Linked DNA regions of Homo sapiens: region 2 is linked to region 1. A link is a contact called in ENCODE Hi-C or POLR2A ChIA-PET data. All regions are on one chromosome and are shown on one strand. Each heading gives the region's core, a stretch centred on a gene start or an enhancer-like site at or near the end of the contact. The rest is flanking DNA. Distances are from core to core; before and after follow the strand shown. Region 1 has its middle 20 kb from the start of ZNF467. Region 2 has its middle 9.6 kb from the start of ATP6V0E2.

What was found. Hi-C counts contacts between places; a loop is a spot of excess contacts on that map. ChIA-PET counts read pairs that join two places held with the same protein, here RNA polymerase II (POLR2A). Pooled maps may share reads with other maps.
Region 2: POLR2A ChIA-PET joins it to region 1 with 14 read pairs in BJ. The contact joins two enhancer-like sites. A Hi-C loop is called at or near these places in 4 of 50 pooled maps. POLR2A ChIA-PET finds 5 or more read pairs at or near these places in 2 of 52 experiments (BJ and activated CD4-positive, alpha-beta T cell).

What each region holds. Positions count from the first base shown.
Region 1 is chr7:149,751,625-149,755,163 of GRCh38, forward strand. No RefSeq gene overlaps it. Among named protein-coding and RNA genes, the nearest start is that of ZNF467, 20 kb to the right of the region's middle. Within about 2 kb of position 1,932, at least 2 of the 41 ENCODE cell types and tissues checked have a DNase peak (open chromatin) inside an H3K27ac peak, as active enhancers do.
Region 2 is chr7:149,881,771-149,885,309 of GRCh38, forward strand. It overlaps a transcript of ACTR3C not described here. Among named protein-coding and RNA genes, the nearest start is that of ATP6V0E2, 9.6 kb to the left of the region's middle. Within about 2 kb of position 1,806, at least 10 of the 41 ENCODE cell types and tissues checked have a DNase peak (open chromatin) inside an H3K27ac peak, as active enhancers do.

The DNA of each region.
Region 1 (3,539 bases), core at 682-3,181:
GAGAACCGGAAACTAGCCAGCAGGGCCTGCCCTGCAAAATCATGGATTTCCTCTTTCCCTCCCTCCCACCCTTCAGGCCCCAGCAGAACCTCTCTCCTCCAGGCCTCCGTTCTGTCATGCAGGATGAGAGCAGAGGTTCTTAAACCAGCTCTGCGGACCATGTGGGCCCACAGAGGGGCTTAAAGAGGGTGTCCACATACCCTCTAAAATTACGTGCAAATCATTGTTTCTATGCACATTACTCTGAAGGGAGCTTTAAACAACTAAATGCTTGGTGGTTTGCTAAAGGTTAGGAACCGACAGCCTAGAAAATTCTCAGGCCTCTCCAACACTGACATTCCTGCTTTCCCCTTTCTGTCTGCTTTCCTGAGTGTGGTTCTCAGCTCTCTTCTTAGTTCAGGTAGCTCTCTTCTCATCTAATACATATACTTTGCAGTAACGGCCAACGAAGGTGGTATATTACAGTGAGGCTTTAAATGGGACATGCAGAGTATGTGAAACATACCAGATATCTAACTCACATAATTGCATTTGAGCAGTAAGTTTAGCTTTAACCATCTCAGCAGCCACATGAAAAAATAGATCGCTGAATTTATTAACTTTGGGATTTGTGTTTGCTGTCACCCTGTCTTAGTTCACAGCTATAACTCTGCAGGGGTGGATTTTAGGCACTCAGATTATCCGGTAGGGGAGGGATTTTGAGATGGGTAGGCCTTGTAAAGGCTCCTCTTCCACCTGTACAATTCAACATACGTGTTGTGAGTGTTCAAATGTGCCAGGTCCTGGAAATACCAAGACAAAAAAACACGACTTCCGCCCTCGAGATGTTCCCAGTGGGCCTGGAGAGATGAGGCTCCTACAAGGGTGTAACCTTTCTAAACCCCGGTTTCCTTACCTGAGAAGTGAGGACAGCAACCCCGTACCAAAGGGGGCTTAGGGGAATTAAGTAGGAGCCTCAGTCACAGGAGGCACTCACACATTTTAGGCACACGCGGACACACCCAACAACTGCAGGCGACATCTGGTAAGGTGGGAAGCAGAGGAACCATGACAGCTTAAAGGAGGAGATTGTTGTGTGCTGGGATCATTGGGGAAGGACACCCCCAGGAGGTGGCCCCCATCTGTGCTCGAAAAATAGGTAGGATTTAAAAGGGAAGTCAGGGCAGTAGGCACTTTGTGATGGGGAAGCCCAGGGAGGCCGGGGCAGGAGGCAGGAAGGACCACACGGCCCGGAGACAGGAACAAGACCGCTTGGTGTAAGGGAGGGTGTGTACCCAGGAGGTTTGGAAAATAAGTTTCAAAAGTTTGTTGGGGCCAACTGTAGAGAGCCTTGAGTTAGAACAGACATGTATTGCACACTGGCTAGGTGGGCACTCTGCTCTGTGCCAGGGAAGCTTGCCACCCCCAGAGGGACACACAGAATAATGTGGCACAATGTGTCAACCGCTAAGGCCTCTGGATATTCAGATGAGCAGAAGTTTCTAAGCTGGGGCGTAATAAGTTATAAGGAAGATCAGCCTGACAGTTGGAGGATAGATGGGGAAGCAGGAGTTGGGGAGAAGTCAGAGGGGGACCTGATAGGAGAAGGTTGCCCACTGGCCTGGGCTTGGGGGGACAGTACTGGGAGGGTCAGGGGCAGCAGGGGCAGCAGGGCAGGCATCTGCAAAGGATGAGCGTGCTATGACGCGAGCTCCATCATTCTGGAGAAAGAGGATCCTGAGGCCTTAGGAGTTCTCCTGGAAGCCCCACAGTGAAATCTCAAGAGAGAAAATCCCAGCGAGGACAGGGACACTGGGCCCACGGGAATCCTGTCTTGCTGGGCCGGAGGGGAGCCCTGGGTCTGGCTCCTGTAGAGCCTGAAATAGAATCCGATTTGCGATGCCCCTAATGATGTTATGTAATGACATTGCATAAGCCCGTTACGTAAATCAAAGTCCTGCTATTGACCAAGAATGTCCCCTGCCCCAAGGCTGACCTAATCCCACGCCTGAAGGCTCAGTCCTTTGTGGCAGTTGGATAAATCTGTTTCCTAAAGCCTCTGTGAAACCCTCCCGACCTTAAAGTCTCTGTCTTTAGGGTTCCTGGGGCCTCCTTCTCCGTTGCTGCTTCTCCACTGTGGGAGGCCTCAGTGTGACACTCACTCATCCTTCCCCAGGTGAGGGTTCCCAGGGAAGGACAGGATTCCAGTCCTTCCACCAGCGTGGAATTGTGGCCGTGCGCCCTCTTCTGGGGGTCTTGCATACTCCCTCTGACTGTGAAATACAAGACTTGTCTCTGGTTAAAAGACATTTCAAGGATCAGTAAGTGAGTGAAGAAGTTTTCTTCCCTGTGGGGCATGGGTGGCCTCCCCAGGACCCTGGAGTTAACAACTACGAGCAGGTTCTTGAGTCCCAGGAGCAGAAAGAATCTTTCACTACTGGAAACCAGCATGTCCCGTGAACGCACTCACCAACCTGTCTGCCTTCAGTCGGCCCATCTGTCTCCCTGAACATACTAGCAGAAGCCCTCCCACCCTCAACCCACCTCGCCAACCCCCACCCCGGCTCCCCTTCAAGCCCTCTCCCCAGCATAGGCAACATCTTCCTCGGGAGGCTGTCTCCTTCCTTCATCTATGTCTCTCTACAAGTAAATCCTGGTGTGCACACCACCACCCCCGACACATAAACACAGTTTACAGAAACACCAAACAAAACAGTCATGTTTGATGGAAAAAGGCTGAGTTCCCAGTTGCTCTTAGTGTCTCCTAAAAGTCAACTGTTTACTGTCCTATCAAAGCTATTTTACTGTTATAGGACTAGGAAAAATTTAAATTTAAAAATCACACGAAGAATAAAGTAACACAAAGCAAAACTGTTTATGTTTTATCTTTTTTTTTTTTTTTTTCAGACAAGTTCTTGCTCTGTCACCCGGGCTGGAGTGCAGTGATACAATCTTGGTTTACTGTAACCTCAAACTCCTGGGCTCAAGGCATCCTCCTACCTCAGCCTCTTGAGTCACTAGGACTACAGGCCTGCTACCATGCCTGGGTAATTAAATTTTTTTTTTTTTTTAGAAATGGAGTCTCCCTATGTTGCCCAGGCTGGTCTTGAACTCTTGGCCTCAAGTGATTCTCCCACCTCGGCCTCCCAAAGTGCTGGGATTACAGGTGTCAGCCACAGTGCCCAGCCTCTTTTGGCTTTTTTGAATGATATGACACATCTCCAAAACATAGCACAGGGTGGATCCAAGAGCTCCTGGGGTAAGAGCTGCCTGGACCCACAGGTCCACTCTCATGGGCTCTGATTAGAGCTGCACTGCCCCATTCCCTCCCAATACCAGGAGCCCTCATTTCAGCCTCAGCTCCCCCAACTTTGACACAGTATTTTACTCAAGGTCTCTGTTATGAATTGAATTGCGCCCCCCAAGAAGTCCAAAAAGTTGTGTTGAAGTCCTAGCCCTGGCCCCAACCTATGAATATAGCCTCTTGAAAATAGGATCTTTGCGGATAAAATCAGGATGAGGTCATTAGGGTGGGCCGTTCTCCAATATGACTGTTGTCC
Region 2 (3,539 bases), core at 556-3,055, 130 kb after region 1:
CCGGGAGGTTGCAGGTAGCCGGAAGACAACCAGGTGAGTGTCACTCAGGAGGATGAGAGGTTCAACAGGAGAGAGTGGTTGAGGTAACACAGACCCCCATTGTCCTCTACCCCCAAGAAGTCAAGGTCAGCTGGCATCTTTGGTGATGGGCAGTAAAGTCAGACTGCAGTGGGCTGGGAGCGAGTGGGCAGGTGGGGGGTGAGAAACACAGTGACCTCAGGATGGGGACCCCGTGGACCCAGTGAAGCTGGACCTGGAAAGACCAAAGGGAGCTAAACAAGGAGGGACCTACTGGGCCCATTTTCCCATGTCGCTGTGGGTCAGCCCTGGGCCTGGGGGAACCACTCTGCCAGTTCCTGCCGCTGCACCTCTGAAGCCACACCCAGCCCGCCACAGGCCCACCATGGGGGCTTCAGGTTCAGGATGCTGAAGATCCACGTTGGCCCAGGATTGGGGTGGGGGGCATGTATCCAAAATGGCTACTTCCTTGTCTCGGCTTCTGCTCTTTGGGTTCTTGCCTTCTGTGATATTGGATTGGTGGCATCTTTAGACACTCTCCCGGGATGTGTGTGGCTGTGGCTGAATTCTCACTGAGCCCCCTGGGTGGCATCCTCTGGGCCTGGGAGGTGGAGTCCTGGAGAGCTGCTCGCTGCTCTCTGGGCAGCCTCTGGACTGCTGAGGGCTGGTAGCTCCTTCCCAGGCAGGGTGGCCTTTCTCACATCTTCCATCCTTCCTTCCTGTGCAGCCATTCCGGGAGAGAGGAGAGGGTCCCAGAGCTCATGTCCACTCCACTCCCTGGCACGATCTGGTCTCCCACCCTTTGGTGAGGACCGTGTTCCTCCCAGAGGCTTTCCCTCCAGGCCCGAGGTGGGAACCTGCAGGGTAAGTAGGTCTGTCAAAGATAAACTAAGCTGGACCTTAGTTAAAGCTACGAAAACAGACCTTATTCATTAACCACTGACAGGGGAGAAGCTGAGCTCCATTCAGATCTGTGCAGGGGGACTGGACAGTTTAATGGGAGAACGTAGGAGTCGGGAAAGGGCATTCCAGGGCTCAGGAATCATGGGAGTGAAAAATTACAAAGGGCTGTCTGTGTTATTGTGGCCGGGCCAGCTGTGTGTGCCAGCTGGCAGTGATGGAAGTTAGGTTCTGGCCTCCCCCAGAGCCTGGGAGACAGGCCCCATCCTTCCTGATGATGCCATTTCAAAGGACTGGCTCTCAGGCTCTTGAGAAAGACACTCCTGGACACACATGCATGTACATCTCAAAGGGACAAGGGAAGGAGGTACGACTCTAAGTGTTTTTAACGTAAATGCTCTAAGAAAGTGAGGGGGTGGTCAGAGGCCTGTTGTCAGGTGTTGGTAGGAACAAACACTAAATGATTTTGACGGCCTTGAGCTTTTTCAGACAGGAACTCAAAGGGTGGCCAGGTGGTCCCAGGGATGCCGCTTTGGGCTGCCAGAAGCCATGCTAGGGTTGGTCCAGTCTCTTGGTGCAGGGGTTTGGACACAGTCACTATGTACCCAACTTCTGTTAGAGTTATCAGTTTCAAACCCCACCCGTGCCCCCAACACCATCCCCAATGTGGGAGGCACATCAGTAAATATCAGCCTCTGACACAGATGCTCACGGACCTACACGATGCAAAAAAGCTCTAAAAATGGGCCGTGACTGAGAGCAGGGCAGCCCTGAACCATACCAAGTGGCAGAGCAGGAAGTGGCCTTGGAGGCCACGCTGAGACAGAGGACAAAGCCACTGAGAAAAAAAAGTAAAGGTAACCAAGAAAAGTTAAGCTGCACACAAAGAGTATGGCCAACAGAGGGCAGCGCCTGCGTGCAGGATGAAGTCTCTAGCGAGCCCTCGTCCAATCTGCGCATTGCTGGGGGTGGATGGTGCCGAGGTCAGAGATGGTGGCCCTAGAGTCATAGGCTTGAGCAGGGAGCCACGATAATTCTCCAGACAGTACCACAGCCTGGAGGAAACGCCCTTCAGGAATATTTCATAGTGGCAATGAATGACGAGCATTGAGCCATCATGAGGTGCCAGGCACTGCTTCGGAAACCAAAGGACCATGCTGAAGAGCTCTGTCGTTCTCCACTCTGATCCCAGGCTTCCCGAACCGTCTTCTGGTTCTGTCTTCCCGAACTGTTTCGTACCTCAGCATCCCTGAGAGATCTAGCACATTCCATTCTGTAACAGGGACGCCACAGGTTTTTAGTGGAGGGAGGGAGGGAGGGAGGTGCTGCTCCTGCTGGCCATAGGGTCCACGCTCCCTGCAGAAGCCCTCAAAGAGCAGCCCTCAGTTAATTTTGGCTGCTTTGAACAGAAATAGGATAGTTGGTAATTCTGGAACAGTGAGGAGCTGGAGGTGAAGTGAGAGGCGTGGCTAATCTCCTTATCTGTGTGCTGGAAGTGACCTGCTGGTAAAGCTTTGGGCTTCCGGGAATGAAATCAGCTGGCAGGCACCACAGTTTTGCTTGACTTGTAGCACTGGAAGATGAGGGCAGATGACCAGAGTCCTGTGTGGATTTAGGCCACATACTGGGTTAGCAAATCTAAATACGAATCTCTCATTGGGGAAATGTTGGTCAAAAGATAGAGAATTTCAGTTAGACAAGAGGAATAAGTCCAAGAGACCTAGTGTGCAGCCCATGGTGACAAAGTGCTCAACAGTGTGTTGTATGCTGGAAATTGATGAGAGTAGATTTCACAAAATGAAAAGTGAGGTAATGCATTTGTTATTAGCTCAATTTAGCCATTTCACAATGTATACACATTTCCAAACATGGTATATACCTACATGTATGCAATTTTTGTCAACTTAAAAAAAAAAAAGGAATCACTTAAGCCAAACAAAACAACCCATGGAATTCTGGGATGGAAGCCATGTCTATTACAAGAGAACCTCCAGGGATGAAGGAGGCTGGGGCTTTAGCCAGCTCTCCAGCTGCCTCTGCCCCAGGCAGACCCACACAGGGCCAGAGTTTGGGAATCATGCGCCGGGTGCAGCCTGCAGTGCTACTTGTCAATGTGGAGTATGGTCTACCTGTAACAGAATAATCTGGAATGCTTGAAAGTACAGGTTCCTGGGTCTCACACTGCACCCTATGGGTTTAGGGGATTCTAGACTCCACATTTTAAACCAGCTCCCAAGGGTTTTGGTGCTAACTGAAGCCCTCGAAGACAGGATGTCCAAGCCCTGACACTGTTGACAATTTGGGCTAGATAATTCTTTGGGTTTTTTTGTGGGGGAGGGGGAGCACGGGAGGGCACTGTTCTTTGCATCCTATGATGCTTAGCAGTACCGCCTCCCTTTACCCACCAGATGCTAGCAGAACCCCTCTCCCTGCTCCTGGCCATGACAACTATAAATGTCTCCAGCCATTTTGAAATGTTCCCTAGGGAAACACCCCTACCATTGAAACCACTGCCCTAGAACCTCAACCCCTCAAGGGATTTCCAAACTTAGTTATCAACCCAGACCCTCGGGAAAGGAGCCTGGGAGGCCCTGAGGGGAGCCGAGTGCCTTCAGCTGGCT